Linked DNA regions of Homo sapiens: region 1 is linked to region 2. A link is a loop called in an ENCODE intact Hi-C map of the cell type or tissue named here. Cell type or tissue: GM12878. All regions are shown on one strand. Links, peaks and the distances in the headings refer to the core of each region. The heading gives the core; the rest is flanking DNA. Region 1 overlaps LCLAT1 (lysocardiolipin acyltransferase 1). Region 2 overlaps LCLAT1 (lysocardiolipin acyltransferase 1).

Region 1 (17,054 bases), core at 5,717-13,716, 120 kb before region 2:
TAGGTGGTTATGTATTATTCTTGACTTCTTTGCTGTGGAGATACAGATAATATATTGGGGTCTGTATTAGTCTGTTCTTGCGTTGCTATAAAAAACTATCTGAGACTGGGTAATTTATAAAGAAAAGAGGTTTAATTGGCTCATGGTGCCACAGGCTGTACAGGAAGCTTGGCTGGGGAGGCCTCAGGAAACTTATAATGGTGGCAGAAGGCAAAGGGGAAGCTGGATTGCCTTACATGGCTAGAGCAGGAGGAAGAGAAAGGGGGAAGTGCTACATATTTTTATAAACAACGAGATCTCATGAGAACTTACTCACTATTATGAGAACAGCAAGGGGGAAATCTGCCTCCATGATCCAGTCACCTCCCACCAGGCCCCTCTTCCAACATTGGGGATTGCAATTCAACATGAGATTTGGGTGGGGACACAGACCCAAACCATATCTGAATCCCTCTTTCTGAATTAGTTGGTTGGGGGAATCCTGTAGGGTAGTGCCAGCTCACTGTACCTTTCGCCTCTGATTCTGCCCTTGGCACAGAGTAGCCTCTCAGTTAGTGGAGTTTCTGGGCGTCTTTCTTCCGGGTACTGTATAGGTGGTGGACATGTGGATATGTGTGTGATAACTAGAGGACGTTCAGTAGGCTCAGAGATATCTCCAGTGCTTCCATTATCTGGCTTTATGACCTTGGGCACAAACCCATTTTTTCATCTGTAAAATTCCTACCTTTTCTTATAGGTTGCCAGAAAGGTCAAATGAGAGTGTAATGGAAAGTGATTTGTAAACTCTGTGTAAATGTGTCATATGCAGATGCAATGGATTAGTGTTAAGCCTAGCATCCTCCCTCTCTAGAGTTATAAAGATATTATGGTCCTATTTTTTATTATTAAAAATGCTTATCTGAATCTCATTTCAGTTCCTTGAACCTAACAAGCACGTACCTGCCCAGGGATGCGGGATACCATATACACTGTGCTTTCTTCAGCCCTGTCTCCACCTAGGCAGTGCCCAGCAAACCCACAAATAAAAGCCCAAAATCAAAACAAAACTTCTCTACTTTAGCTCTGCTACTGTTATTATTTCTGGCCTTTCTGGAAGAGCATACAACTCTTGTTATAGCTTTCATAGCCTTTATTACAATGTCAGTATTTACTTATTTCAGAATTAGATTCCCCTGCTAAGTTTCATGAGACTTCTGTGATCTGCTTTATGTGCTTGTGTATGAAGGTAAAAGTATTCTTTGCAAAATATAGTAAAACTGATACTTAGGGAAGATGCCCTGTGTATACCCTCTAGACTCAGCATTTTCTGATATAAACCGAAGTGCTTGGAGTAAACACAATACAAGGCAACCCTAATACCAGCTCAAGTTCCTTTTTACTTTCATCCCACTAACTCATTTAATTTCTTGGAGAAGTGCCATCCCCAATAACTTCTAGAATGTTGCTTTTGTAATTATTAATTATGTGGAATTTTCGTAGCTTAACTTTATAAATATTTCTTAGCCTTTACACTGAATTGCTTTTTTATCAGGATTCTAGGTATAATCAAGGATAAAAATCTTTTAGAGAAAAACTGAGTTTTTATTAAAAATGTTAGACTTTGCATTAATAACTATTTTTGTGCCATTTTGTTAAATATCTGAAAAACATTTTACTCTTTTGTAAATAATTTTTGTTTTAAATAAATTGTAATTTACTCATTTGTAGCAGCCTCTGACAGATTTTTTTCTCATTCACTTTTGGACTTAATGCTTTTGCTTAAGTTTAGTGACTAGATTTCTCATTGTTGATTCTCTGAATAGTTACTTTTAAAACTTTCTTTACATTCATAATCTAGGCCTCATTAATTTAAACTGAGCTTTGCTTTGTTGGTCTTCTTGTTACTTTGTTTCTTATTATTTTTTAATGCATTGTCAGCCATACTCTTCATCACCTCATTTCAGCGATGCCAATAACTTAGGGTATTCATATTAGTAGATAACTGTCACTGTGATACAATTTTGAACAATATATGGTATTTTTCTCTGCCTGCACCATGGAGTCCTCCTTTCTTACATAGCCTGGAATTTGCTACACAAATGTAAAGTTGTTTATTGGAAACCGTTCAGGATTTGGAGTTAAATGGATGTAGGTTTAAATCCTGACTCTGCTGCTTGCCAGTTATATGGTCTAGATGAAGCAGTCTTGTTTGAGGTGTTACCCAGAGTTCTTTGTCTCACGACCAAGAAAATTAAGGAGCATGGACACCAAGGGTGAGGTTGGAGCAAAAGTTTAATAAGCGAAAGAGAAAAACTCTGCAACTGAGAGGGGGCCTGAAAGAGGGTTGCCAGCTATGAGGCTGAGTCCGGGGATTTTATGGACTGGAAAGACAAGGAATGTGCTGACTGGTCTGCAGGCTGTTTTGGAGAAAGCACCACTTAGAAGTATGTTAGTGTAAAGAATTGGAGGCAGAGGTGGAGGCTAGGCCCAGGACCTTGGCCTGGGACCAATCAGGGGCTGAAGTGATGATTCACCCTATATAAATGAAGACTTAGCCCGTGGCTACTTACAGAAAAGTAGACATATGTCAAATAGGTGAAAAGTAAGGGACTAAGGCATGCCAAGGAGAGAGAAATGTATCCAAAGGGTTTTGGGTTCACAGAGTAAGCATTTCCATTGAAGGACATGGGCTCTTTCTTATCTGGGGCCTGCAGTTTGATTTTCAGGCTTCTTTGTTTGAAGGAGTTTTACCAAGGACTCACCCCAATTGCCTGCCTTACGGGTGTCTTACTTTATCCTCTCTCACGATTTCTTACTTTATCCTCTCTCATGGGCATGTTTGAATGTTTCTGAGCTCACTTTCTGCAGCTGTAAAATGGATATATGGTTAACCACCTTATAGAGTTGTGAGGATTGGAATATTGTTTGTAAAGTTCTTTATACGGTATTTCTCTTTTGTTCCATGTCTTTTAATGATTTCTGAAAAAATACTCATTTTTAATGCAACCAATTTTAAATACAGGTAGAGTAGACTGGAGAGACCAGACTGAGAGTGGGAAGCCTGCCCTTAGGCTCCTTCTATCTCTAAAGTTACGTGTTTGTGACTCACTTTAAATGTAGATTATATAAGGTGTAAATCAACTACCAGGCAGTCTGGATAAAAATTTTCTTAGCAGTAAGGAAAATAAACTGTCAAAAGTGAATCTGATCTCTGTTACCTCATCTAGAATAGAAAGGGTTTAGTTGGGCCACTGATTTCGGATGATATTCTTTAACACCTTTAAGAAGGAGAGGTCCTGATAGAGGTGAGGAGTGGGGTTGGGCTCTGAAATAGAGCAGCTGTGTTTTGTTGTTGTTGTTGTTTTTGGAGACGGAGTTTCGCTCTTATCGCCCAGGCTGGAGTGAAGTGGTGCAGTCTCAGCCCGCTGCAAACCTCCACCTCCTGGGTTTAAGCGATTCTCCTGCCTCAGCCTCCCGAGTAGCTGGGATTACAGGTGCCCGCCATCACGCCCAGCTAATTTTTTGTATTTTTAGTAGAGACAGGGTTTCGCCATGTTGGCCAGGCTTGTCTCGAACTCCTGACCTCAGGTGATCTGCCCACCTCGGCCTCCCAAAGTGCTGGGATTACGGGAGTGAGCCACTGCGCCCAGCCTACTGCTGTGTTTTTATTTGTTTCATATGAGACTTCTTGGGATTTTTGGATAAAGAGTTTCGTGGTCCAGAAGTTTGCAAGCCAGTGGAGTAAGTTATCTCTAAAGCCTATTTGAACTCTGAATTTCTGTGATATGTGATTGTATAGGCAATGTGGCTTTTAGATTTATCAGATTTTCAAAGATGTCTTCCGTGGTATTTTAATGATTATACTGTTCTGAAAATAGTCTCTTTTTGGCCATAAAAAAGTTCCATCTGTATATCCTATAAATAACTTTAAAAACATCCTGCAAGTACCAATTGCCTTTCTTAAGCCTTCATGATATTTTATTACCAAATAAAGTCTTTTTTTGGCAGTCACATTAACTATGTTTTTATTTATTAATGGTAAGAATGTGCTACATGAAACACTTTAAGATAAATAGAGTTCTATGGTCATTCTCCATCTGTTACTTACTTTGATTTTTGTAAATCTAGAGAATAAAAGGGTCAGCATTTTAATAGCCAAGCAGATGTTTGAGTAATTGACCCTGTTATTATTTGTACAAAATATACTTTTATATAAAGCCATTGTCTTTGAGAATAAGTGAAAGAAAACACCCATTTTATTAACATTAGTAACATTTACACCGAATTCCATGGTTGATAGAATTCAATCAGAAATGCTTTGAATAAAAAATTATTTGATTCCTTTCATATTATGAGGTGTTAATCATGAAAACATCTCAAGTATTTAATAAACAAAATCTAATGCCAATAAGTAGAAACAAAATAATATTACCTATAATACATACATAAGAAATAGATCTCTTATTTCTACCTCTTCTTCAGTACTTCATGGTTTTTTTGACTCAGGTTAGAGTTGTTTTGTAGAATAGTGACTATATATGCTTTATCTGTGGCTTTACCTCATTGCCTAGATAAGCTTGTTTCATGAATGAAAATTACACAATATAGTTTTATGAGAGTTAAGCACTTCTCTAGAATTTGTTTCCAGTAGAAGACTATCTTTGGCTGCTGCTGAATTATTTTTCTAAAGCAATAATGCCTTAACTCTTTCTAGTTACAAAGCCATCTGAAAAATGTTAGGGATCCTCTCTGCAGAAAAATACTTTATACATAGCAGATAGATTTAGGGGGCTGAACCCTTGAATACATTTCATGAGTCATTGTGGGTAAACTACCCTTTGCTATGTGAAGAACCGATTGTAAGAGGGAAACCGATTTAAATATTTTCATCATTTTGCTTGTATCTATTAAAAGAAAAAATAATATGAATGACAGATATGAAACTAGCCCACTTGTCCCATAGAACTGATTTTATAATTTCTTTTGAATAAACGTAGAAATTGACCCTCTCGGGCTTAAAACCTGAGACAGTTACTGTTGTCTTATCTGAGTTCCTTTTTCAGGATACCAACCATCAGGCCTCACAGATAGTATCAAGAGAACTGAAACTTACCAAATCACCGTATCTGGACAATGAGACACCAGCCCCTTCACCCATCATGATTGCCCGACCCAACCACCTGCTGCCTGTTGACCAACTCCTCTTCCTTACCACTCCCTAATTCCGTTTTTTGTTTTGTTTTGTTCTGTGTGTGTGTGTGTGTGTGTATGTGTGTGTGTGTGTGTGTGTGTAGTTACATTTCTTTCCTGCTTATAAAATCCTGATTCTAGTTGGGCAAGAAGGTGAATTTGAGACTGATCTCCCGTCTCCTTTGCTGGACACCCAGTTAAAGCCTTTTTCTCTGTCAATACTCATCTCAGTGATTGGCTTTCTGTGCTGCAAGCAGCAGGGACCTAGACCAAACCCCCAGTGCTTTGGTAACAAATGCCTCTGTTTTATTTGACAAAATGGTGGTGTGTTCATTCAGTTTGCATTAATCTGTAACTTTAAAAAAGTCTTTTATAAAAGATAATGATGTAACTATAGATTTTGTAAAGAATATGAGCAGTTTGTGTTTTAAAGATCTGATTGTAGGCTGAGTGCGGTGGTCAACATGGTGAAACCCTGTCTCTATCAAAAAATACAAAAAAAAAAATTAGTTGGGCATGGTGCCCCACGCCTGTGGTCCCAGCTATTTGGGAGGCTCAGGTGGGAGGATCAGTTGAACCCAGGAGGTGGAGGTTGCAGTGAGCCGAGATCATACCACTGCCCTCCAACCTGGGTGACAGAGTGAGACTCTGTCTCAAGAAAAGAAAAAATAATTGATACAATATGAAACATGAAGGAAAGCATTTTATTACTTGTCCAGTCAAATCACTTGTTGGATGCCCTCCCCTGAAACAGTGGTATTTTATGCCTTCCAATGAATCTCAATAATTCTATATTAGAAAAAAAGATTAATGTCTGAATATCAACTTTTATATGTATGAAAAACATTGGACCAGTTTAACATTGTATAATTCAAATTTTATACTTTATGTTAGTGGCTAATGCTACCCTCAGTGATATGTATATCAGTGATGGACTTTTGTCCAGTTCTTTAACGTAAGAAATCCTGGCTTCTGATTTTTCTCTTCGGAACAGATGTTGCTGGGATATTTTTTGTTAATATGTAAAAATTATACTAGTTGCACACAATTTGGAAAATAAAAGTTAGGGAGGGAGGAAAAAACCAGTCTCACTATGCAGGGACAGCCATTGGTAACATTTTGATGTACTTCTATCTAGTGCTTTTTTTGTTCAGTGATTTCACTCTCTAGTTTTTGGTCCCCTTTTGTTCTCTTGCTTTGCTTGTGTTTGTTCTTGTTTCTAATTTGTAAGGTGATAGGTATTCTTACAATTTCTCTTTTTCCTTTGGCATTCATGACTTCCAGGGCAGAAGTGGTTAGTTATTCATGTCTTGATAATCTCTCAGCTAAGTAACATATTATTTTTTTTGTTTTGAAATATAATTCACATCTACAATTCACTCATTTAAACTGTACAGGTCAATTGTTTTTAGACTGTTCACAGAGCTGTGCAACCATCACCACTGTCTAATTTTAGAACCCCCCCTTCATAAGCTTTGTACTAATTAGTAGTCACCTCACATTCCCACTGTCCCCAGCCCCAGCCCTAGGGAACCACTGGTCTGCTCTCTGTCTCTGTAGCTTTGTCTGGTCTGGGCATTTCATGTGAATGAAATAATATACCATGTGGCCATTAGTGATTGGCTTTTTTCACTTAGCATAGTGTTTTCAAAGTCCATCTATGTTGTAGCATGTGTCAGTACCTCATCTCTCTCTTTTTTTTAGTATAATATCTACTGATAGATATACCACTTTTGTTTATCCGTTCAACAAGTGAAGTCTATTTGGGTTGTTTCCTCCTTTACTATGAATAGTGCTGCTATTGATGCAGGACAGGTGAGCCCCCAAATTGGGGCTTAACCCAGGAGAATTCTTGGCTTTACCCAGGAAAGAATTTAAGGGTGAGCCAGTGACAGCAGTCATTTATTGAGCAGTACTGTTCCTTGCAGAACAGGGCTAACTCACAGGCAGTGGGCCCAGAGTAGGCAACGTATGGTCTCTTGGCAGTTGCATTTATACTTACTTATACCTACTTTCAATTACATGCAAATTAAGGGGCAGGTTATTTAGAACTTTCTAGGAAAGGGGCAGTAACTTCCAGGCCCTTGCCAAGGAAGGGGTTGGTAACATCCAGGTCATTGCCATGGCATTTATAAACTGTCGTGGCGCTGGTGGGAGTGTCTTATGCTAATGGACAATGGGGGCAGCTAGGGATTGCTTTCCTTGCCATCTTTAGATGCCTGCCTGTTTTTTCACTTCATCTTGTCTGGGCCAGATCCTGTTTTGGCCAGTAGGGTTGTGACCAGAAAACAAGTCCTGCAGGTCTCCTATCTCACTATGAACATTTATGTGCCTGTTTTTGTGTGGACATATGTTTTCATTTCACTTGGATTTATATATCTAGGACTGGGCTTGCTGGATCATATTGTAACTCTATGTTTAACATTTTGAGGACTATAATAAGTAATTTGAAAAGTAGTCCCTTAAATAACAGCTAGGTGGAGTATACTAGAGTTACCCTAATCATTTTGAAATGATTTCACATAATAGAGTTCCACTTAGCATGGGTGTATGTGGTTTTAACTTTTACATCTTGAAAGGAAACTTTGTGTAGTAACAGGAAATTGTTGAAATATAGTGTACTTGCTGTTTGAGAAGAAAAAAATGGTGATATTTTTAAAAGTTTGCTGCTAATAATTCAGATTGTTTGAAACAGTTTGGAGGAAACAAAACCAAACAGAAATCTGAAACCATGGAAAAACTTCCTTGTGACTAAACCAATCACTGTGCAGTGTGTACCACAAAAAATAATGTCAAGAAGTCCGCTTCTTTATGTCTTTGCATTTTGTCCTAGCTTGACTGAGCACTGTTCTCCCTCAAGACTCAGGCCTTGGTTGTATATTAATTGCTTTTCTCTGTTTTAGTTGATTTTCCTTAGCCTTCTAAGATCCCCTTCTAATGGAAAGAACGCTTAGCCGGTCACAGGAGATGTGAGGTCTTAGCCTGACTGTCACAACTGGCCTCTTTGAGTTGTGAGCAGAGAAAATTTCTGCTAGAACTTTCTTCATGCTTAAGGGACTTACGTGTGTGTGTGTGTGTGTTTATATATGTGTGTGTATATATAAACACATATATTACACATATATACACAACATAAACATATACAACATATTACACATAATATGCATTACATATATAACATATTACATAACATAACATATATTACATGTAACATATATTTATGGGCTCATATTTTGTGTAGATGGATTTAATTTCAGTAAACCTGCTTTCTGACTTCATCACTTAGTTCTTTTATTATATTAATAATTTTTCTGGCTGTGTCTCATGAAGGGAAAAACAAAACATGAGCTTAAACTTCAAATGGGAAGAGATAAATGCTACTCAGTAAACCAAATGATGGTTTTATTAGGCTCAGGATCTTTGGTGGTGCCAATGTAGTTTTAGTTTACTAAATACTTTTATCATTCCTATCTCAATTTATGTTTTCAGTCTTTCTAACTTGTTGTTGAAAATTTACTTTGGGCTTAATGTATGGCAAGCAATCATCTTCCTAAGGGGTATGGGTTGTTTCTACCTTAACATTAATCTTTTTGCTTTGATTATGGGATCATGGAAAAATAGCAGTTACTGACAGGCAACTTACTTTGGCTACAGCTAAGCTACTTCTTTTTCCTCTCCCCTTCCTTTTCTCTCTCCCTTCTTTCCTTTTAACCCTATAAGTAACAAATGGAAATGTTCTCTATGAAACATTAGAGAAAGGTTTAATTCCCTTTGACCACCATCCTCAGTCACAGCTGTCCCATCCCATAGAGGCAACCGCATGTGTCATTGGCAGGTATTCTTCTAGACAGATCTCTGTGCATTTGTAATTATTTATATAAACCATATGGCATTAAGCCTTTTGGGGGAGGGTGTGGTTTCCTTCCTTCCAAAAATGGTATTGCATTTTCTCTTAGCAATACATCTTGGAGAGCAGATCAGTTTAGAAAATACAGCTTGACTGCATTCTTTCCAGCTGCTGCATATTGTGTCATAGTATTTGGATGTACCATAGTTAATTTAGCTCTCTCCCCATCAGTGGACATTAATGTTTCTTCTTTTTCTGTTACAGACAATGCTGCAAGGAAACATCTTTGTACATTCAGTTGAATATTTCTCTAGGGTAAATACTAAGAGGGAATTAATGATATTCAGAATAGCAATACCTACTTATCAGTTTGCCCTCTAAACTGGGTATACCACTTGATACTCCCTCCAGCTGTGAAGGCAAGGACACCAACAATGATTTTTAGAATATCAGGGGCAAAACTTTTTTTTTTTTTTTTTTTTAACAATCTACAGGAGAGGGGAATGGAGTTTTATTGTTTTAATTTGCATTTTCTTGAAAATAGTGAAGTCGAACATTTCTTTGTATATTTATTGAGCATTTGTATTTTCTTCCTATGAACAGCATATGTCTAATTAGATGATTTATAAAATATTCAGGTTAAATTATTTTATGCATGTAACATTTTTGGGTGACTATTGTCATAACATACATATAGAGAAGTACATAAATCACAAATTTCAGTTTTAATAAAGTGAATGCACCCTGTGTAACCAGCAGCCAGTTAAAGAAACAGAGTATTACCAAAATCTTAAAAGCTCCCTGGTGCTTTCAGTTCCTATACCTGCTCCACACCTCCCAAGGATAACCATTACTCGTACTTGTAACGTTATAATGTAGCTTATCTGTTTTTGAACTTCAGATAAGAAGAACCATACAGCATATACTTGGCTTCTATGTATTATCTTGAATTTTAAGCAAGATAATTATATCAGGGTTTGGAGAACTGTGAATATTTAATTCACACTAAACCTTTCAGTAAACCTCAAGAGGTAAGTAATAAGAGATAAGTTGTGTCATTTTGAGGTAATCCTAAACCACCTTTATTCTGGTTTAAGAACTCTCAGACTTCCCCCAGGGAATTACCAGGCTTGTTTATTAAATCCATTAACGGTTCAGAGTCCTTCCTTGCTTCATTTTGGGTACATATAACTGAAGTTTGGCCCCATTCTGCTCTTTAACTGTCCTGTTGTGTTTGCTCAGAATTGGTGAACTGGGCTTTTATTTCTCCTAAGTTCTCCCTAACTAAAAAGCTTGTTATCTTGTAACTTCTTTTTGTTCCTAAGAAAGTATTATTCTTTTGTTCTGTTTCGGAAGAATGAAACTGTGTAGTTTGTTCCTTTCCTGTTGTCTGTTTGTTTTTTCCAAACAGATAAAGGTTTTTTCTTTTGATGATTTGTTTATTAAAGGAATATACTTTTCTGTCTTTGGAATATTTTTAACATAAATTTTTAAATATTTCTAATGGTTTCTCAAAACCGTACTATAATAGAGACAGTGTTTTAAAATTAATAAGTAAAGATGAGTAAAGTCACTAATGGTAACATTCTATTTATTTTTAATTAATAGTCGCTTCCTAAAGGAATTTAAAGTTTTTTATAATAAAAGACACGTGATAATGCTATTAAGAATACAAATAAAAGATTGAAAGAGGAGAAAGAGATAGTAATAGCTATAATCTTTCTTCCTGGAATTGAATGTTAAATTTAGCTATGAGCCTTTGAGACTCAAAAGGAAAACAAATACAGTTCTCATTGGGGGAATAAAGAAACATACCATTTCTTTAGGCAGGACAGTTTATGTTACTAAGTTCTGAAAGAAAATTACATGGATCCTTGTAGATTGCACAGAAAGGCTTGCATACACTCTTTAACAGCAGTTAGAAAATGCAGACATGTTCATCAGAATGAGGCTGTGCAAATTAGCATCTATCCATAGATTTAAAAGAAATTAATTAGCTCATAAATATTTCACTAACGTTTATGGAAAAAAACAATCAGTTTGACTGTGTCTGGTTGTGAAGCTTACAAGAAGAGTGGTGCATAAATAATGAACATATTTCAATTCCTTCAGATTGCAGAATAATCTCAGTAATCAGGTTCTGATTATTTTAGCTGTCTTTTAAAATATTTCTATTTTTATTGCTAATGATAATTGTAATAATGACTGTTATTGTATATGCATATACTATATATGCAATAATTGACGTTAGTGTTCACTTTAATTTTATGTATTTGATTTTGTCATTTGAATCAAAATCAATGTGTTGCTTATAGTTGTCTTGGAAAAATTATAAAGTTGTCTGATATATTTGTTTTAACTGACTCCCAAGGATTGCTTTTCTAGTAGAGTATTTGATTAGAGATTACAACAAAAAATAATTTTAACAGGGATTAACTGATGTCTTTTCAAATTTTTTATTAAATATTTTTATTTAAGTTCAGGTTTACATGTGCAAGTTTGTTATATAGGTAAACTTGTGTCATGGGGGTTTGTTAAACAGATTATTTTGTCACCCAGGTATTAAGCCTAGTACCTGTTAGTTATTTTTCCTGATTGACTCCCACCCTCTACCCTTCAGTAGGCCCCAGTGTCCCCTCTGTGTGTCAATGTGTTCTTAGCCTTTAGCTCCCATTTATAAGTGAGAGCATGTGGTATTTGGATTTCTGTTCCTGCGTTAGTTTGCTTAGGATAATGGTCTCCAGCTCCATCCATGTTCCTGCAAAGGACATGATCTTATTCTTTTTTATGGCTGCATAGTATTCCCTGGTGTATTTGTACCACATTTTCTTTATCCAGTCTACCATTGATGGGCATTTAGGTTGATTCCATGTGTTTGCTATTGTGAATAGCTGCAGTGAACATACACATGCATGTGTCTTTATGATAGAAGAATTTATACTTCTTTGGGTATATATCCAGTAAGGGGTCTGTGGGTTTTTAGGTCTTTGCAGAATTGCCACACTGTTTAACACAATGGTTGAACTAATTTACACTCCCACCAGTAGCATATAAGCATTCATTTTTCTCTGCAACCTCGTCAGCACCTGTTATTTTTTCTTTTTAGTAATAGCCATTCTGACTGGTGTGAAATGGTATCTAATTGTGGTTTTGATTTGCATTTCTGTAATGATCAGTGATGTTCAGCTTTTTCCTCATATGCTCGTTGGCCACATGTATGTCTTCTTTTGAAAAGTGTCTGTTCATGTCTTTTGCGCACTTTTTAATGGGTTTTTCTCTTGTAAGTTTAAGTTTTTTATAGATGCTGGATATTAGACCTTTGTTAGATGCATAGTTTGAAAAAATTTTTTCCCTTTCCGTTAGTTGTCTGTTCACTCTGTTGATAATTTCTTTTGCTGTGCAAAAGTTTTTAGTTTTCTGAAATCTCGTTTGTCAGTTCTTGCTTTCGTTGCAGTTACTTTTGGTATCTTTGTCATGAAATCTTTGCCAGTTCCTATGTCCAGAATAGTATTGCCTTCCGGGTTTTTATAGTTTTGAGTTTTATATTTAAGTCTCTAATCCATCTTGAGATGATTTTTTGTATATCGTGTAAGGAAGGGGTCCAGTTTCAGTCTTCTTCTAGAACCATTTATTGAATAGGGAGTCCTTTCCCCATTGCTTGTTTTTGTCAGCTTTGTTGAAGATCAGATAGTTGTAGGCGTGATGCCTTATTTCTGGGTTCTCTATTCTGTTCCATTGGTCTATGTGTCTGTTTTTGTACCAGTACCATGCTGTTTTGGTTACTGTAGCCCTGTAATATAGTTTTAAGTTGGGTAGCATGATGTTTCTAACTTTGTTCTTTTTGCTTAGGATTGCCTAAGCAAAAAGTGAAGAGCTCTTTGGGCTCTTTTTTGGTTCCATATGATTTTTAAAATAGTTTTTTTCTAGTTCTGTGAAGAATGTCATTGGTTGTTTAATAGGAATAGCATTGAATCTATAAATTACTTTGTGTAGTATGGCCATTTTAATGATATTGATTCTTTCTATCCATGAGCATGAAATGTTTTTCCATTTGTTTGTGTCATCTCTGATTTCTTTGAGCAGTGTTTTGTAGTTCTCCTTGTAGAAATCTTTTCACCTTACTGATTAACTGTATTCCTAGTTATTTTATTCTTTTTGTGGCAATTGTGAATGGGATTGGGTTTTTGATTTGGCTTTCAGCTTGACTATTGTTGGTATATAGGAATATTAGTGATTTTTATACATTGATTTTGTATCCTGAGACTTTGCTAAAGTTGTTTATCAGCTTAAGGAGTTTTTGGGCCAAGACTTTGGGTTTTCTAGATATAGGTTCATGTCATCTGCAAACAGGGATAGTTTGACTTCCTCTCTTCCTATTTGGATGCTCTTTATTTCTTTCTCTTGCCTGATTGTTCAGCCAGGATTTCCAATTCTATGTTGAATAGGAGTAGTGAGAGAGCATCTTTGTTTTGTGCCAGTTATCAAGGGGAATGCCTTCACTTTCGTCCATTCAGTATGATATTGGCTGTGGTTTTTGTCATAGATGGTTCTTATTATTTTGAGGTATGTTCCTTAAAAGCCCAGTTATTGAGAGTTTTCAACATGAATGGGGTGTTGAATAGTATAGCTGTCCAGTGGGAATATATTTTGTTTCTAAATTCACCATGTGTTGTCTCCATATTTCAGGATTAGGTCAAAGCAGAATACTTTTTTTTTTTCTTTTTAAGGCAGAGTCTCATTGTCTCCCCCAGGCTGGAGTGCAGTGGCCTGATCACTGCAACCTCTGCCTCCTGGGTTCAAATGATTCTCCTGCCTCAGCTTCCCAAGTAGCTGGGACTACAGATGCATGCCACCATGCCTGGCTAATTTTTGTATTTTTAGTAGAGTGGGGTTTTGCATGTTGGTCAGGCTGGTCTCAAACTCCTGACCTCGAATGATCCACCCGCCTTGGCCTTTCAAAGTGCTGGGATTCCAGGCATAAGCCACGACGCCCAACAAAGCAGAGTGCTATATGACAGATAAAATCAGTGTCATCAGCTGATGTGGAAGCCAAATGTGGCAGGGAGAGCAGGAATTTTATTAGCACATGGTCAAGAAGCCAAGTACAGATTAGGATTTGTGCCAGGTTCACCTGGACACTCTATTCTTGACTCAAACAGATGGTTTGTTTAGTAGCAAGGATTTTGGTGATAACAACTTTCAGAGAGTCTTCCTTTTGTGCCATCCTCTCAGAATTTGGACCGAATGCCTTCTCTATCTAATGTATAGTTGTCACCCTGAAATCTCCCTTTCAGGATCATCCTTCTTGACCTCTCATCTATGATGATCTCTTACTTGCTGTATTTCAGATCTCCCTTAGTCTTTGTTTACTTCTTTTAGTGGAGCCCATTTTCCAGTAGCTTCTTTTTAAAAGATTGTATGGGAAGTCACTTTTACACCTGGCATGTCTGACAGTGTTTTTCTACCAACTACTCTAACACTTGCTACAGGGACGGGTTGGAAATAATTTTCTTTAGAATCTTAAAGTTTTTGTTCTGTTTTTGTCTTGCTCCTGGTATTGGCTGCTGAGATGTTCAAAGCTGGTCTAATTTTTAATCCTTTGTATGTAACCTGTTTTTTCCTTTCTAGAAGGTTTGTGGAACGTTCTTTGTCTCCACTCTTCTGTAAGTTACAGTGGTATTCCTTGGTGAACATCTGTTTTCATCCATTATCTTTGCTATTAGTAGGCTCTGTTAATGTGGAATGTCATTTTCTCCGGTTCCGGGGAATTTTTTTGAGATTGTTGTTGCTGATTTCCCCCTCTCCAATTTCTCACAACTCTTTTTGGCCCTTGTATTACTGGCATATGGGACCTCGTGTCTTGGCCCTTTCATATATTCTTTCTGCTTTCCATCTCTTTATCTTCTGCTGGGCTTTTTGGGAGATTTTTTCTCAACTTTATTTTCTAACTCTTTGGTCGTGTATAATTTTTGCTAATCATTTTTGCTGTTTTAAACTTTCAGTAGCTCTTTTATTCTCTGGATATTTCCTTTCTTCATTTTATTTTCCCACAAGAACATGTTATTGTTTCCTGATTGCAGTATTTATTGTCTTTTTGAAAATGTTAAAGATAGTTTTCTTTGAAGTTTTCTTTTCCCCTGAATAGTTTATTTCCTTCAAGTATACTTTTTTTTCTGTTTAATTTAGTCTCTAATGTCATGTTAGAGTGTTTGCTCAGAAGTCTCATTATCTGTTCCTAATAAAAAATGGGTGATTTAGAAAGCCAGTAGAGGCTTGCACGTAGGTGAGGCTTGTGAACTTTGGGCTTTACTGAGGGGTGATTTATGTGGGCTGTTTATTAGGGAATCCCTCAATGTTTCTGTATTTTCGAACTCCTGACCTCAAGTGATCTGACCGCCTCGGCCTCCCAAAGTGCTAGGATTACAGGCATGAGTCACCGCGCCTGGCCTGTTTCTGTATTTTTGTCTTTCCTCATAGCCTGGTCAGACATCCCAGAGAGTACACTCCTGTCTTCTGCCTAGGACTGTGCTGTTCAATACTGTGGCCACTACCCACATGTAGCTATTTAAATTGAAATATAATTAAGTTAAAAATTCATTTCTTCAATGGCACTAGCCACATTTCAGATGCTCAATAGCTACATGTAGCTAATGGCTGCAGTTTTGGACAGCATAACTAGGGAACATTTCCATCATTGCAGAATATTCTATAGGACAACTGGCATAGGACCAAAGATCTTGTTGCCAGCCATCTGAGAGCTCATCCAGGGAAGATGGTCTGAGGTTTTAGCATTCAGGATTCAGCATGTATATGGTCACTTAATCCCACTGTTCTTAGAGTGGTGACCATGCCCTAAACTGTGCATTTCCTAATTGGGAAACTCTGTTTTACCTTCTCTAGAGAATAGACATGCAAGTTTATGCTGCGGTAGGAGAGGGACAGTTACCCAGAGGTGCAGAGAGAGAAGGGAATCTAGGAATCCACCTGCCCCTCACTCATTACCTAATCCTCTTTATTTTGGCAAACTGCCATTCATCTCCATTTGCATCCAGCAGTACCTGATGCTTCCGCCTCCTAGGCCTTAGGAGGATTCTGTGGGTTTGTTTTCAACTTTTTCCTCTGCTGGCTTACACTTTGTCTTTGCAGGTCAGCCAGGATAGTCAACATTTGGCTTTCTGCTTTCCAGCTTTTAAAATGTTGTTCTTTTTTTGGTTATTCTTTGTAGGTGTGGGATTTTTAGTGTGTTTTTTGAGAGAGCACAATTAGATATTTCATCTTAATATGAAACTCTTCAGACCTTTTTAGTTTTGTTTTTAGTTTTTTGGAATTCTTATTTTATTTCATGACACATTTGTTTTTATCAAAATTAATAAATTTATGTAAGCAAAAATAGAAAAAATTAACCACTGTATAATGTATATATAAAAGGTTATCATATTCTAGATAATGCTTTGTAACTCCTCATTTTCCTTATGTTGATATTGTTCTGCTGGATGTCTTCTCTTTGCCCTCTGGACACGCTCTCCATTCTTTTCTTTTGTCTGCCTCAAGAGACCCAGGGGGCACACTTTTCTCTTATTTCCAGTTGGGTGAGGTCAAGGGGAAGGAAGCCCTCGAAGGAGATAAAAGGGTGGATGGAGATTAAGGAGAGGATATTTATCTCCAGATAGCCTCTTTGTGGCATAATCTTGAGTTTACTATGCCCCTCTGTTGAAATCAGACCTATTAATACACCTAGAAATACATGTACTCACATACACAAATATACATAGATGTACACATTTTTAAAAAATTTGGCTTAAGGCAAAAATGGGATCATGCCATCTATTATATTTTGCAATCGGTTTTATTTACTGAATGTCAAGGATACCCAGTCATATCAGATGATGTGAGTTTCCTTATTCTCTTGAATGCCTGCTTAGTATTTCATAATAAATGTTAAAATAAATGTTCCCCCTTCTCTTATTGGTAGGCTTTATTATTGCCCACTGTTTATTATTACAAATTATACTTACATGAACAATGTTGTATCCATTTC
Region 2 (17,054 bases), core at 5,707-13,706:
GTCCCTGGAACCCACTGATGTGCTTTCTGTCACCATAGTTTTGCCTTTTCTAGATTTTCATATAAATGGAATTATATAGTATGTGGTCATCTGTGTCTGGTTTAAGTTAGAATAATGCTGTTAAGTTTCATCCATATTGCTGCATGAATCTGTAGTTTATTCCTTTTTATTGCTGATTGGTATTGCATTGTGTGGAATATGCCACAATTTCTTTAACCATTCATGGACTGATAGACACCTGCGTTATTTACAATTTTAGGATACTATGTATAAAATTGCTACAGACATTTTTGTATTAATACAAGAATTTGTATGGGCATATATTTTCTTGGGCACATACCTATGCTGTCATTCTCTGGTTTTCCAGAGTGTGTAGACTGTTTTACATGTCCATTAGTATTATTTGAGGGTTCCAGTTGTTCACCATCCTGACCAAAACCTGATATTGTTAGCCTTTTTAACCTAGCCATTCTAGTAAATGTATATTAGAATCTTATTGTGGTTTTGGTTTATGTTTCCCTAATAGTAACTAAAGTGTTAATTTAAGCATCTTTTCCTGGGCTTATTTGTCTTTCATATACCTTCACTGGTGATATGTTAATTCCAATTTTTTATCCAATTTAAAACATTGGGTTGCTTTATTATGGGCTTGCAAGAATGTTTTATATATCTTAGATACAAGTTATTTATAATATATTTGGTTTGCAAACATTATCTTCCAATCTGTGGCTTGCATTTTTATTTCCTTAATACTGTCTTATGAAGAGTAGATGTGTTTAATTTTGACAAAGTACAGTTTTTCAGTTTATGATTTGTGCTCTTCAATGTCCTATGTAAGAAACTGTTGCCTAGTCCAGGTCACAAAGATTTTCTGTGTTCATCTGTTTCTAGACTCTGTTCTGTTTCATTGATCTGTATGTCTAACTCTCCTCCAGTACAATATTGTCTCGATTACTGAACCTTTATAGTAAGTCCTGAAATGAGCAGCTAATGCCAAGCCTCCATCTTTTTCTTTTTCAAAATTGTTTTCTTATTCTAGTTCCTTTGCACATCTATATAAAACTTAGAATCAGTTTGTTAATTTATACACAGAAGCAGACTAGTTTTTATTAGGATTACTTTGAATCTGTAGAGCATTTTAGAGAAATGTAATCTTAATAATATTGAATTTTCCAGTCTATGAACATAGTATATCTCCCATTTATATGGGTCTTTCTCTCAGTCATGTTTTATAGTTTGCATTCTTGCACATATTTTATAAAATTTACAAGTGTTTCATAACTTTGATATTGTAAATGGTGTTTTTAAAATTTCAGTGTTCCAAAGAAGGAAACAGCAGACACTGCGGTCTACTTGACAAGGGAGGGTGGGAGGAGGGAGAAGAGATAACTATTGGGTACTGGACTTAATAACTGGGTGATGAAATAATATGTACAACAAACCCTCATGACGTATGTTTACCTATGTAACAAACCTTCACATGTATACCCAAAGCTAAAAGTTAAAAAAAATAAAATTTCAGTGTTCAGTTATTCATTACTAGTATCCAGAAATAGATTTAATAATGAACTTGTATCCTGTAACCTTGCTAAATCTACTTACCAGTTCTAGTAGTTTTGTAGACCCCTAAGGATTCTCTACATCATAGTTTGTGAATAAAGAGTTTTACTTTTCCTTTTTAATCTGTATGCCCTTTTTTGTTTTTGCCTTATTGCAGTGATTAGAATCTCTAGTGCCAGGTGTCTGGTAACAAGTGCTATCATGTAGATGGTAACAAGTCTGGTAACAAGTGCTATAGTAGAGCTATATGGCTTCTTAATGTTATTTTAGACATGAGGAATTTAGAAGACCAAGAATAGTACACCTAATGACTTGGGTAATTTTTCAAACACATCTTCCTACGTAATCCCTGGTTGAGCATCTCTGCCCTAGTGAGCTGCTAGGAGTAGGAAAAAGGTTGAGAACCACTGGTTTTGATTATACATTAACCTTGTATCTTTATATACTACTTATAGACACTAGAACTAGATAAAAATTTCGCTAGTAATTACAGCCCTAGCTGAGTGAATACTGGTGTTGAAAAGATGGTAATATGAAACTTACTTCCCCACATGGCTCTAACACCAAAACCATAGCATTCTCTTTTGGATTCAGGCTCCAGACCACCAGATCTGCTTTCCAGCTCACCCTGGCATTAGTCAGTAAACCTCTATAAGGTATCTGCATTCCTTGCCACCTTCACTTTCCATCTTATCCCACCAATAAAGGTTTTTACAAATATGAAACTTTACAAGATATTCTAGTGCTAATAAAAAAGATACTTTACTCATGCACCTATTTTTAAAAGAATTTCTGGTTGTTTTCCTTGTGAATAAAGGATTGGGATTAACTGAAAAACTGGGCTGAATTAGAGGTCAGGAAGGCCACTATTCAACCCAGCCCAGGTAAATAACTTTGTCATTAATAAGCTGAGCATGCCAAATGCAGCAAGAATTCATTTTGAGTGGTAAACTTAGAAGCCACGAGGATCTTCAGGCAAAATTGCAGTATTGGCAGAGCTTATCTTTGCCTTCTTCCCTTTAAGTTTTTCCCCCCAATCCTTAGTCATTTCGTGTCCCAGAGTTATCCAGAATCATATCTAGCAAGATTTATCTCCCAGGTTCCAAAGTGGGAATAAACTATTTTCAATGCCCTAAACAAATCTCCTGCTATATGAGCACAAGTTATGGTAGTTAACTGTTATTACTGAGTAATTCACTCTGTCCTGTAAGTTAAAATTGTTGTTGCCTTAAATAAATTTTAAAATAATTTTAATAGGCAACATTCGTTGATCACTTACTAAGGATAATCTCAATTAATCCTCCCCAAGGTTATGTATGTTTCTCAGGGCCATACATCAGCAAGGAGTGGAATTAAGCAAAAAAACCTAGGGTTTTATCTGATTCCAGAACCCAGCTCTTGAATACAACTTCCCATGGTCCTCTCTGCTTAGAACTATCCCCATAACCCAGTATTTATTTCCCCAGTGTGGCCTTTCCAGCCCCTGTATGTGATCATCATCTCTTGGAGTGCTTGCTAAAATACAGTTTGCCTCATCCCAGCCGTGTGAACTAAGGGAGAGTCTTTGGGAATGAAGCCCAGAACTCTTCATTTTCAATTCCCCAAGTATTCTTAGGCTACTAGAGTTTGAGAACTACTGTCATATAGCCTCTCTTCCTCAACTAAGGAACAGATCTCTGTAGTTTGTAGTAACTGCTGTAAAATGGCAGCTCCATAGGAACCTATTTTCCATAGGAACCTGCAGTTCACCTGTTCAGACAGATTTAGAAAATTAGAAGTCTCCATTTTGCATATAGCTATTTATAATAGTTGGGTGATCATGCTTCCTTCTTCTCAAAATATGCCACTTTATAATTCAAAACTGCAATAAAACTTTAGAAGAAATTTCCTTCCTCAAAAATCAAGACTACGAAAAAAGCAATCCTTGTCATTAGATATTTCTTAATACTGTATTAGTTTTCTAGACTGCCATAAAATATTACCACAAACTTCGTGGCTTAAAACAATAAAAAATTCGTTTTCTTATAGTTCTGGAGACTAGAAATTCAAAATTAAGATGCTGACAGGTCCACAAACCCCTCCCATGGCTCTAGGGGAGAATCCTTCCTTGCCTTTTCCAGCTTCTAGCAACTCCTGGGATACTTTAGCTTGTCACTGCATAACTCCAACCTTTGCCTCTGTCTTCACCATATTTCTATATGTAAAGGCTTTTTTTGGATTTAGAAGACACCTGAATCCACGATGATCTCATCTCAATCCTTATCTTAAATCTGCTATGATCCTATTTCCAAGTAAGGTTACATTCTGAAGTTCCGGTGGCCAGGTATCTTGATAGGACACTATTCAACCCACTGAAAGTCCTTATTTACCCCTCATGTATTGTTATTCTCCCTGCTTAAATTTTAGGATCAGTAACTACTCATCCAGATGTTGACTCTCATGTTCTAATTGAATTTAAACAAAAAGTTACTACTACAATGAATGTTTTGATGTTGCTGTGGAGTGAACGTTTGTGTTCCCCCAAAATTCCTATATTGAGGCCTCAATCTCCCATGTGACGTATTTATTAGAAGGTGGGGCCTTTGGAGGAAATTAGCTTATAAAAATGGAGCCCCTCATGAAAGAGATTAGTGCCCTTACAAGAAGGGATGGGGAAAAAATGGCGGGTAGGAGGCAGAACTAACTCTCAGCTCCGACTTGGATGGACAGAGCAGCCTGTAGAGACTCACATCGTGGGCTTTTGATCCAAGAAATACTGCAGAAACATAAAAGCTGAGAGAATCCACAGACCCTTTGATGGAAGCAGCTTGCTACTGCAGGCTCCGTGAGACAGCCAAAAAACTGTGAGCGACCAAAGTGTGAGAAGGGGAACCCGAAGGTCCAGATCTTGTGAGATGGATTTGACCTTACCTGGAGCTGAGATGAATTTAAGAGAGCCAAGCAAAATACAGGGGTAGAGGAAGCAGTGGGGAGAGCCCTGTGGGTACTCTCATTCCCAGGGAAGCCATTTCTGACTTTTTCTCACAGGGGTCCTTGGGGAGGACTGCCAGTGGAATTGGGGAAAGACCACAGGGAGAAGGAATCTTCCAGCTGAACTTTGTAACAACTTTGATGGAATGTGAAGTTTCCTGGACGGAATCTGGTGAAGATGGTGAACAGGGAGTGCAGATATGATCACAGAAGATGCGGCAGGCTGGGAGGTACAAAACCTGAAAGCCCTGCTTGCTTTCTCAGTGAGGGGGGTTGTAGCCTGGGGCAGGTTCTCAGCCCTGCTCACCGGCTGCCTGGAAATAAACCTGGAGCTATTGAGGGGACACGGCAAGAGTGAGACCAGCCTTTCAGGCTGCATGGGAACTGGGTGAGGCCTGTCACTGTTCCCTGGCGACCTGTGTGACACAGCAGAGGCAGCCATAATCCACCTGAGAACATAAGTCCATTGGCCTGAGAACCACACCCCCATCCCCCACAGCAGCCACAGCAAGCCCTGCCCAAGTAGAGCCTGAGCTCAGACCAGCCTAACCCTGACTTCACTTGATGGTCTTTCTCTGAGACCTGCCCTGATAGCTGAAGACAAAGGACATAAATTTCTTGAGAGCTCTGTTGTCCCTCCTACCACCTGAGAAACCCAAATACTTATCCAGACAGCCCTAGGGCAAACTTGTATCCTCCCTATGCCACCACAGCTGATGCTTTCTGGAAAGTGCCACCTCCTAGCTGGAGGTCAGCCAACACAAAAAACAGCACACTGAACAAAACTACAACCAAGGACCCTCACAGAGTCCGCTTCACTCCCCCAATACCTCCACCAGAGCAGGTGCTGGTATCCACGACTGAGACACTTGAAAATGGATTACATCACACAACTCTGCAAACACTCCCAGTCACCAGCCGGAAGCCTGGTAGCTCCGCTGGTTGGCTAGACCCAGAAAAGAAGTAACAGTCACTGCAGTTCAGCTCTCAGGAAGCCTCATCTCTAGGGGAAGGGGGAGAGCACCACATCAAGGGAGCACCCCATGGGACAAAAGAATCTGAACAGCAGCTCTTGAGCCCCCAATCTTTCCTCTGGCATAGTCTATCCAAATGAGAAGGAGCCAGAAAAACTATTCTGGTAATATGACAAAAGAAGGTTCTTTAAGAGCCCCAAAAGATCACCTTAGCTCACCAGTAATGGATCAAAACCAAGGCAAAATCTCTGAATTGCCTGTAAAAGAATTCAGAAGTTCGACTATTAAGCTATTCAAGGAGGCACCAGAGAAAGGTGAATACCAATTCAAAGAATTTTTTTTTTTTTTTTTTTTTTTTTGAGACGGAGTCTCACTCTGTCGCCAGGGCTAGAGTGCAGTGGCGTGCTCTCTGCTCACTGCAAGCTCCGCCTCCTGGATTCATGCCATTCTCCTGCCTCAGCCTCCCGAGTAGCTGGGACTACAGGCGCCTGTCACCACGCCCAGCTAATTTTTTGTATTTTTTAGTAGAGACAGGGTTTCACCTTATTAGCCAGGATGGTCTCGATCTCCTGACCTTGTGATCCACCCGCCTTGGCCTCCCAAAGTGCTGGGATTACGGGCATGAGCCACCACACCTGGCCCTAAGAAATTTTTTAAATGTTACAGGATATGGACAGAAAACCGTCCACAGAAATAGATAGCATAGATAAAAAACAACTTCTGGAAATGGACACACTTAGAGAAATGCATAGTACACTGGAAAGTCTCAGCAATAGAATCAAACAGGTAGAAGAAAGAACTTCAGAGCTCAGACAAGGCTTTCGAAATAACCCAGTCCAACAAAGACAAAGGAAAAAGAATGGGGGAAAAAAAAAACAACAAAGCGTCCCAGAAGTTTGGGATTATGTTAAACAACAAAACCTAAGAAAAATTGGTGTTCCCAAGGAAGGGAAATCTAAAAGTTTGGAAAACATTTGAGGGAATAATCAAGGAAAACTTCCCTGGCCTTGCTAGAGATCCAGACATCCAAATACAAAAAGCTCAAAGAACACTTGGGAAATTCATTGCAAAAAGATCATCGCCTAGGCACATAGTCATCAGGTTATCTGAAGTCAAGATGAAAGAAAGAATCTTAAGAGCTGTAAGGCAAATGCATCAGGAAACCAACCTGTAAAAGAAAACCTATCAGATTAACAGCAGATTTCTCACCAGAAACCCAGCAAGCTAAAAGGGATTAGGGTCCCATCTTTAGCCTTCTTAAAACAATTACCAGCCAAGAATTTTGTATCCAGCGAAACTAAGAGCTTCATAACTGAAGGAAAGATACAGTCTTTTTCAGACAAACAAATGCTGAGAGAATTTGCCATTACCAAGCCAGCACTACAAGAACTGCTAAAAGGAGCTCTAAATCTTGAAAAAATCCTCAAAATACACCGAAATAGAACCTCCTTAAAGCATAATCTCACAGGACCTATAAAACAATAACACAATGAAGAAAACAAAAAAGGTATTCAGGCAACAACTAGCACAATGAATAGAATAGTACTTCACATCTCAGTACTAACATTGAATGTAAATGGCCTAAATGCTCCACTTAAAAAATACAGAATGGCAGAATGGATAACAATTCACCAACCAAGTATCCGCTGTCTTCAAGAGACTCACCTAACAAATAAGGACTCACATAAACTTAAGGTAAAGGGGTGGGAAAGATACTCCATGCAAATGGACACCAAAAGTGAGCAGGAGTAGCTATTCCTATATTAGACAAAACAAACTTTAAAGCAACAGCAGTTAAAAAAGACAGTGAGGGACATTATATGATGACAAAAGGACTGGTCCAACATTAAACTATCACAATCCTAAATATGTATGCATCTAACACTGGAGCTCCCAAATTTGTAGAACAATTACTACTAGACCTAAGAATGAGATAGATGGCAACACAATAATAGTGGGGGACTTCTGTACTCCACTGACCAGACTAGACAGGTCATCAAGACAGAAAGTCAACAAAGAAACAGTGGACTTAAATTATACCCTAGAACAAATGGACTTAACAGATATTTACAGAACATTCTACCCAACAACTGCAGAATATACATTCTATTCATCAGTACCTGGAACATTCTCCAAGATAGACTATATGATAGGCCACAAGTCCCAATAAATTCGAGAAAAATGAAATTATATCCAGTACTCTCTCAGACCACAACAGAATAAAACTGGAAATCAACTCCAAAAGGAACCCTTAAAACCATGCAAATACATGGACATTAAATAACCTGCTCCGGAATGATTATCAGGTCAACAATTAGAAAATTATTTGAACTGAATGATAATAGTGATAGAACCTATCAAAACCTCTGGGATACAACAAAAGCAGTGCTAAGAGGAAAGTTCATAGCATTAAATGCCTATATCAAAAAGTCTGAAAGAGCACAGACAATCTAAGGTCACACCTCAAAGAACTAGAGAAACAAGAACCAAACTCAAACCCAGCAGAAGAAAAGAACCAAGATCAGAGCAGAACTAAATGAAATTGAAACAACACAAAATACAAAAGATAAATGAAACAAAAAGCTGGCTGTTTGCAAAGTTAAATAAAATTGGTAGACCATTAGTGAGATTAACCAAAAAATGAAGAGAGAAGATCCAAATAAGCTCAGTTAGAAATGAAATGAGAGCTATTACAACCAGGGCCATGGAAAAGACAAAACTGCTATCTGTAACTTACCAGAGACCTTCTACTCTCTAATTGTCTTACTCCTGAAGACAGCAGCTTGCCCCCTACCTCACTGATAATATCCCATCTTCAGCCAAATTTACTTTTCCTCTCAATGGAGAAAAGAAAGAAATTGTAGTAAACTCTGTTATATGCAAAATCACACAGAAAGATGGTAGGGAGATTAATAACATTAGACTTTATATTGGGGCATATTTTTACAGGGTTAATCTGTATTGTTATATATTTTGTAGATTTACAAGAATGTAATTTAAACAGTCTGCTATAGTTTTGATGGGTACAAAACCAGGTCAGTCTGACTCTGTAGCTCCTGTTCTTAATATGCCATTTTTAGAAAGTAAAGTAGCATAGTGGAAAGGCTTTAGAGTCATACGATAAGTGACCACTAACTGATCTTCAACAAATGACTTCTCTGTGGCTCAGTTTCTGCAAGTATAAAAGAAAGATAATTTCTCAAGGGCTCTTACGATACTTAAAAGTGACTGTGTGCACTGATAAACTGTAAGGGCAAGCATTTCTTTTTCTGTTCACCCATGTACCCCAGATGACTACAGCTGTGACTGGCACCGTGAGTGCTCTGTAGATAATTTGTGGCATGAATAATGCCTGGCACATCAGAGGCACTCAATAAATAGTAATAGCCACGTGCTTCATTAATCACCTTCAATCCTAACATCAGAACATAGAAACTATAATAATATGCTGTCTCTGGTCTCATTTATTTCAAAGACCAGCAAATTAGTAGATTATGCACATGCTCATGCCTCTTTTAGGCTTTTGTTGTTTCATTTGCAGGGGTTTTGGCAACTTGTAAACAAATTTGTTGGGCCCAACAGTAAGATAAAATATACTTTGTTACTGCTCTTGTTTTCACATTGAATTTTGAATGCCCTGTCTGAAAAATGATAATGAAAACAAGGTATATGAATGTAAAGGATTATGAGTACATGAATTTACACATGTATATATGTTGTATACAAGTCTTTGTGATTTTCTCACGTGTGTAGATTCATGTTTTCGTAATCCTTTAAGCTCTTCTGTATTTATGATTTTAGTTTACTGTATGTAATCTTAAATACTTATGCTTTTTCCCCTCAGTCAGATCCATAGGGTTTAAGTATCTTACTCATCTTGTCAAATAACTAACTTCTGCATTTATTTTTTAGTTTTATTATATTAAGTACTGCTTTTTATCTTTAGTAATTTTCTCTTTCTCTTTCCATTTGTATTCTTTTTTTTCTCCCTCTAATTTTCAATATGAGTAGTTTCTCTTTTTCAGTTTTCCTCTTTAGTAATGAAGCATGTAAGGTCATAAATTTTTCTTTCTATTGCAGTCTTCATTGTATCCTATAGATTCTCTTTTTCATTGCTTTTTAGATAATTCGTAATTTTCCTTTTGATTTTATCTTTTATCCATGGGTTATCTAAACTTTTTTTAAAAAGAGGAATATTTTATTATTTATTTTTATGGAATCTTGATGTGAGAATGTGCATCATAAAGTCTCAGTTTTTACAAAATGTGTTTAAATTGTCTTGCCACTAGGTAAGTAATCAGATTTTTTATAAATGCTCATGGTTACTGATACCTTTAAAATATTTTTGAGTATCAGATGGGTCTGTGAGAAACACACTCACCCATCCAAACCCAAAGAATGGACTTAGAGGCACAAAGAACAGCAAAAGTGAGACTTATTTTAATAGCGATCTTGCAAGATGGGGTGTCTGGTGGGCAGGCACACCCAGGCCAGCTACAACAGATAATTTATCTCCTAGCACACAAGTCCCTCCCCCAGTTCCCCATTGGTCGAGTACTCTGGGGTTACAATCTTCTCTGATGTCACCTAAGTCTCATTATCCGCCTTATAAGGTTATACCCTGGTCCCCTTCCCCACTTAAGTTTCGATTTCCCAATAACGAAACTTTCTTCGCTTTTAGAGGCTGACCCCTCCTCTACATTCTGTTTCCTTATTTTGTGACCTTCTAGGTGCATGAGCCATGCAGTTTGTTATGTTCGCAGGCTAGCTGCCCGTACTTAGACTTACTATGCCTTAAAAATGGACCATTTAAAATGTTTTCTCACAGGTCTGTATAAATCTATTAAGTCACATTTATCAATAGCTATTCAGTTCCTTTATTTAACTAGTTTTTATCACTGGAGTTGTTCAGTTATGGTAGAAATAGTGAAGCCTACACTATAATTTTATTATTTTTCAATTTCTCTTTGGATTTCTTTCTTTTTTCCTTTTAACTACAAAGACTGGTTCATACAGGTCTTTGACTAATATTTTCTTTTAAAAAAACATTCTACTCTTAGATGCTGAAAAGATATTTGATAAAGTCAAGCCATTCCTAATAAACACTAGGAAAATAAAATAGAAGTTAACTACTTTAATATGATTTTTACCAAAACTCAGCAGTCAGCATCTTATATGCTAAAGATCTCATTTTAAAACTCACATTTTAAATTCAAAACTTTAAGTAAATGTTAATGAAAGCAATAAAACTACCAAAAGACTGGAAAATTGACCATAAAACTGTTTTTGCTGCAATCTATAAGGTCAAAAAGTCTAGTAAAATTTCAATTACAATAAAAAAAATTTGTAAGTTGGCTATATATATACAACAATAGAGTTGTCCCTATTCTAGCAGTGATTACCTAAAAACAGAAATAGAAACACATGTTGTATTCACAATTATGTTCTATTCACAATTATGTGATAAAAATTATGAAATTGTTTAGGAATAAATTTTTTAAAAAACATCACAGAAGCTATGTGAAGAAAACTGAAATTTATTAGAAGACATAAAATAAGATTTGAGCAAAAGGAAAGAAAAAGCATACCATTTTCTTGGTTGAGAAGAGGATATAAAATTGCCAATTCTTCCAAAACTGTTATGTAAATATAATGCAAATGCAATTGCAGGACAGGTTTTTTGGGAGGGATATAAGGTATTTGTTTTGGAATTGAATTAAATGCTCTTCAAGTTTGTATTGCAAAACAGTTGTTCCAGGAGAAGCCAAGTATAGTTTGAAAAAGAACACAGAGGCACACTTGCTTTACCAGATATTGAGTCACTAAGGAAAACAGTGTGATCTTGAAGCAAGAATACTCACAGATCAGTGGAGCAGAAGAGAGAAGGGAAACTAGATATCTATATATGTGAGAATTTAATAAATGACCAAGTTGGTATTTTAATACAAGAGGAAAGGAGATCGGTGCCATAATTGAAATACCAACTTGGTATTTCAGTACAAGGAGAAACGAGGAGTTGTTTTGCTTGAAAAACTGATATCCATTTGAAAGAAAGTAAAGCTGGATTATAAGGCTAAAAGAAAAAAACGTATTTCATCTTTCAGAGAAATATAGGATACATGTATATTAGGGACTGACAGACAAAACTAGGAATCCAGAAGCTATAACAGAAATTTTCTTGACTAGACACACACATGGGTTGGAAAAGATGCCATGAAGTCAATTGATAGATAATGGATTTATAAAAATACTTGCAACACAGTGTACAGAGGACTAATAATCTGTGATAAAGAAGGGACTTTGCAAATTGACTAGATAGAGACAAACAACTTATAGAAAATGGATAAAGAAAATGAAGCTGCATTTACAGAGGAGCAAATCCAACAAAATAAACTCAAGAGTGGCTATATGGCAAAATTAGTATGTAGAAAACATTTACTCTATATATGGTAGAGGGTAAAGAACTCTTGCAAAGTCATAAGAAGATGACAAATAAATTATATTACCACAGTGTTTTTCCAATAAACTTATTTTTTCTCATCAAAGACATAAAAATACAAAATGAGGCTGAGCATGGTGGCTCACCCCTGTAATCTCAGCACTTTGGGAGGCTGAGGCAGGTGGATCACCTGAGGTCCGGAGTTCGAGACCAGCCTGGCCAACGTGGCGAAACCCTGTCTCTACTAAAAATACAAAAATTAGCCGGGCATGGTGGTGGGCACCTGTAATCCCAGCCACTTGGGAGGCTGAGGCAGGAGAATCGCTTGAACCCGGGAAGTGGAAGTTGCAGTGAGCTGAGATCGCGCCATTGCACTCCAGCCTGGGCAACAAGAGCAAAACTCCATCTCAAAAAACAAAAAAAAATTATATACTTGGGCAATTTTCTTAAATTACAATACCAAGCATTAGTAAGAGTGTGAAAAGGAAAGCACTGTTATACATTTTTGGTGTGCATTTAAATTGATGTTTCTGGTCAGTTTCCGACATGTAGCTAAAGCCTGTTAAGGTGTTCATATCCTTTTTAGTTAAGCTTATGAAGGTATCTATTTAAACGTGATTTTTGTGGAAAAAACTTAGAAATATGAAAACTTTTTTTAATGTGATATCTATATCATCAAATATTGTGCATCTATAACATGTTTTAGAAAGTCTTTAACAGCATCGATGGAAAGATGCACGAAAAATAAATTATATGACAGTATTACAGTATGGTTCCATTTCTAGATCTTTTTTTTTTAAGGTACATGTTATGTACGTATTTGTCTGCTAGAGAGGCCATAACAAGATAACACAGACTGAGACTGAGTGACTTAAACAAAAGGAATTTAGTTCCTCACTGTTCTGGAGGCCAGAAGACCAAGATCATGTGTTGGCGAGGTCAGCTTTTCCTGAAGCCTCTCCTTCATGGCTCGCAGATGGCCACTTTCTCACTGTGTCCTCACGTGATATTCTTTGGACATGAACATTCCTGGTGTCCCCTCCTCTTCTTATGAGGACTCCAGTCATACTGGATCAGGGCCTCACCTTTTTTGCCTCATTTAATCTTAATTACCTCTTTAAAGGCTTATCTCCAAGTATAGTCACATTGGGGGTTAGGGCATCAACATAAGAATCTTGAGGATACAATTGTCTATAACAATATCCACTTCCATAGGTGTTTTATGTGAATAAGTATCACCTGAACTTTGGGGAGGAAAAAACAAATGGAAGGATATATACCTGAAGGAAATCAGTTGGTATGATTCAAGTTTTTTTCTTCTATAGACTTAACTTGCATTTTCTTCATTTATCTATAGTAACTTCTATTACCTTTTGTAATAAGGGAAATATTTTTTGAATTCAGAGAAAGTATCACATGAAAAAAGTAAGTGATAATGCTAATATAAAATTTTATGTCTAAATATGAAGCACAGAGAAAACAGCCTTCTACTTTTTTCAAATAATCTTGAAGGCCCACATGTAGGACTATCTGTAGTTTTTTATGAACCCTGACTCTTCACCTGAGAGAAGTCCATTTCTCAGCATTGGCTTTTTAGGATGAATGGCATTGAGTCACTTAAAAGGGACTTGACCTCATATGAGCCAAAATGTACTTTGAAATAAAGTATGAATCTTTAAGGTGATACTGGAGAAATGCTTCCTTAGGGTCCACATATATATCAGTCAGAGATTTGCATGCTGTTAGGGTAACAGTAGATGGTAAATAGAACACTCAAAAGAAATAGAAAGCCTGTTCAAAAACAGAAAATGCCAAAAATTTCTCCTGTAAGTTGTAATTGATGATTAACTCCCACCAGTTGATACTGTATCAGTTAGCATACTTTAACTACTTATAGCCAAAAACCTGATTTAAACCAGGTTGAAAGGTAAGGAAATGCATTGACACAGCCACAACTTTAGCAATAGGTTATGTTTAAAGGTTAGATTTTGGCACCCAGCCATCTGAGCTAGGTCCTGGTACCTTCTATCTCCATTCTGACCTCTATGGTGTCAGCTGTATGTGGTTTTCTTGTGGCTTTCTGTATGTGGTTTTCTTAGGGCTTTCTCTTGGGAGCAAGACAACTTTCTCTAGAAGCCCTAGACATACTCCTCTCATGTCTCATTGTCCCAAATTGAGTAGTGAACTTATTCCTGAACCAGTCCCCAGTAACGGATATAGGGTTGCCATGATTAGCTCAGGTCAGTATCCTAAAGGCTATGTTTCTGTGCTATGGGAGAGGAGTAGACTGAATGTTAGAAAATAAACCACAGCATGCCCTACACCACACTTGGCATCTCTCACAAAGGAAATATTCAGGGTGCTGAAGGGCCAGTGTGATTATAATTTATATGATGCCCTTGAAGTATCAAGATGTTGCCAGATCCAGTAGAGGTCAATGTTTATCACACTTGCTAGGAAGCTCAGTATAGTAGCAAAGTTACTTTTCCTTTTATTTTTAATGCATTATGTGAAAAATATTCCTTGCAAATTTCAGATGTTTTCACTGAAGAAGCTTGAAATTAACATGTACTCAGCCTTGACTTTCCACGGTTTTAAATTGTAGAAATTATCAGTAAAATATAGACATAGTAGATAAGTACTGTTAATAGCTAGGCACTTGGGGCTATTCATTTTTTTATATATGAGAGTTCCAAGAGCTGTGATTTAAATTTCACATTGCTTCTTTAACTCCAGCCTCAGCAAGTGCATACTGTTATTCAGATTTTCAGTGATCTATTAATGTGTTAAAGTCAAATTTTGGAACATGTTGACATATTTTTATTCTATCTGGAAAATTAAACTTGTTTTGAAGATCCAGAGAACCAGTATTCATTGGGAGAGATAAACAGCACTGAAAAGATTCACCATTTATACAAAACACAAACAGTGCAACAGATTTAGGATAGAAATGTGAAAATAGGTGTCTCTAAAAATATGTGTAAAGAATCAAATTGAAATTGAATAAGCAAGACTGTTCACAAGTATACCATTTTTAGTTTTAACTTTCCAGCTGAAGGTTAACTTTGAAGCTCAAAATGGTTCTTATTTAGAAAAAGATTGAGTACTATCCTTGACTTAATAAAAAACAACAACAACAAAAGATGGGACAGGTGGCCAATGATCCTAGAGCACAGATCATCAACTTCCAATTCTGAATGCCATGGGACAACTTAAAATGTCTAAGGAGTGAGTTAGTAGGGATGGAGAGGAATATATGCCAGACATAATAGGGCTCAGAGCCAGAGTCAGTCCTCTAAACAGTTGCTTCTCCCTCTATGCTATGGGAGAGGAGTGGACTGCATGTTGAGAATAAACCACATCATGCCCTATAACAGACTTCATCTCTCTCAAAGGACAAGGAGAAAGAAGGAAGGTAAAGGATAGCAACCTAAATCTAAATTCACATCAAGTGGTAATGGTGATTATCCCACCTAGAGGAAGAATAATGATGATACAACAAGAACAACCTGTGAAGAGTATGTGCCCAACACTTCTCTAAGCACTGTAAAGTCCATATCCCATTTGCTCTTCACAAAACCCTACGAGGGTAGGGACTATTGTGTCCATTTACAGCCAAGGCTTATAGTGAGCATGCCAAAGCCGTAGAGCTGGTAAAAGGCAGGACTGAGAGCTGCCTGACTGCACCTTTTGTTCCTTAAGTATTCAACTTATGTAGAAGGGGAAATTAATAATGTTCCTAGTAGGAAACAATAGTATTTTAATACTCAAAGAAAATGGTACTGTTTGAGCCTTAATACCAGTTGGTTTTAAGTGCTTCATGCATACCCTTTTATTTTGAAGCTGAAAGGTATATTATTTATTGGTATTTTTAGTCTAAATATATCTGAATCAATCCATTCAAGACTGTTCTTCAAAATGTACTGACTAGTGCCAATCTGTCATGCTTTATTACTAGCTATGTACTGTTACATGTCCATGTCAACGTGGCACAGTGAATGATTGCTGAGTTACTAAATCCAAGTTTTATCTTCTTAGAGTAACTTTTCTTTTTAATTTGAAAAACAATGTACAAAATCAGCAGCCTCAGCATTTCCTTTCAACTCAAATGCATCTTAGATGACAAGCTACTTAACTCAAAACTCTAATCCATGCAGTTAGATTCATGAATTTAGATCTGGAAAATAGAAAATAGATTTTTATTTTAATTTTTTTAAAGCAGGTGTTAAAATGTAATCTTAAATAAGTTACATGTCGCCGGGCACAGTGGCTCACGCCTGTAATCTCAGCACTTTGGGAGGCCGAGGCGGGCGGATCACGAGGTCAAGAGATCAAGACCATCCTGGCCAACATGGTAAAACTCATCTCTACTAAAAACACAAAAATTAGCTGGGCGTGGTGTGTGTGCCTGTAGTCCCAGCTACTTGGGAGGCTGAGGCAGGAGAATTGCTTGAACCCGGGAGGCGGAGGTTGCAGTGAGCCGAGGTCACGCCACTGCACTCCAGCCTAGGGGACAGAGCGAGACTCCATCTCAAAATAAATAAATAAATAAAATAAGTTACATGTTTATATAGTCTGCATATATTTGATTGTGGAATGGAGAAAGAAAAATTTTAGTTGTTATGAGATCACTGAGTTAAAAAAATTGTGTTATTCTGTCATTGAACTATATAATTGGATCTGATACTTAGGCATGAGCAAACCAGGATTTCTTCACTGTACTATGCATGTAGAGACTACAAAAGCCTCTTTCCATTCTTTTGTTTTAAACGTACAGATGTGTAAGGATTTGGGCTCCCTCCCATTCTCAGTGAGCTGGGACTCTTATAATAGTCGTGGGCTCAGCTTGATGTGCTCAGAGACACTTCATGCTGGATATTACATTTGTAAAATTCAGTTATAGCCTGTAAGCTTCTGTAACTTAAACATGAATAAAGTACTCAAGATTTCCTCACTCTGAGACTAAAAATTAAGATTTGAAATATTAAGCAAGTGCTTCATTCTTCCAAGGTATAAACAACTATGGGCCCAAGTGAGTGTGGTTGTTCTAACACAGTGCTGGCTTTATAAAATATTAAAATATGAAACTTTCCAATAGTCACAGTGTCTGA

Evidence for each region. A loop is a pair of places that touch in the nucleus more often than their neighbours do. Peaks named below come from ENCODE experiments on the same cell type or tissue, not always from the same donor. Only the 100,000 strongest peaks of a DNase experiment are listed, where the experiment ranks them.
Region 1: a loop joins it to region 2, with 1.9 times the contacts of the local background. A loop is called at or near these places in 2 of 110 quality-filtered maps.

The regions. Positions count from the first base shown.
Region 1 is chr2:30,495,851-30,512,904 of GRCh38, forward strand. The region is part of intron 1 of LCLAT1 (lysocardiolipin acyltransferase 1); the gene reads left to right. Among named protein-coding and RNA genes, the nearest start is that of LCLAT1, 57 kb to the left of the region's middle. In GM12878, for the core only: no CTCF peak of the experiment used is centred there; no DNase peak of the experiment used is centred there.
Region 2 is chr2:30,617,209-30,634,262 of GRCh38, forward strand. The region is part of intron 5 of LCLAT1 (lysocardiolipin acyltransferase 1); the gene reads left to right. Among named protein-coding and RNA genes, the nearest start is that of LCLAT1, 180 kb to the left of the region's middle. RefSeq lists a silencer at 8,161-8,361 and an enhancer at 9,989-10,328. In GM12878, for the core only: no CTCF peak of the experiment used is centred there; a DNase peak (open chromatin) is centred at 10,123; H3K27ac peaks cover 3,812 bases.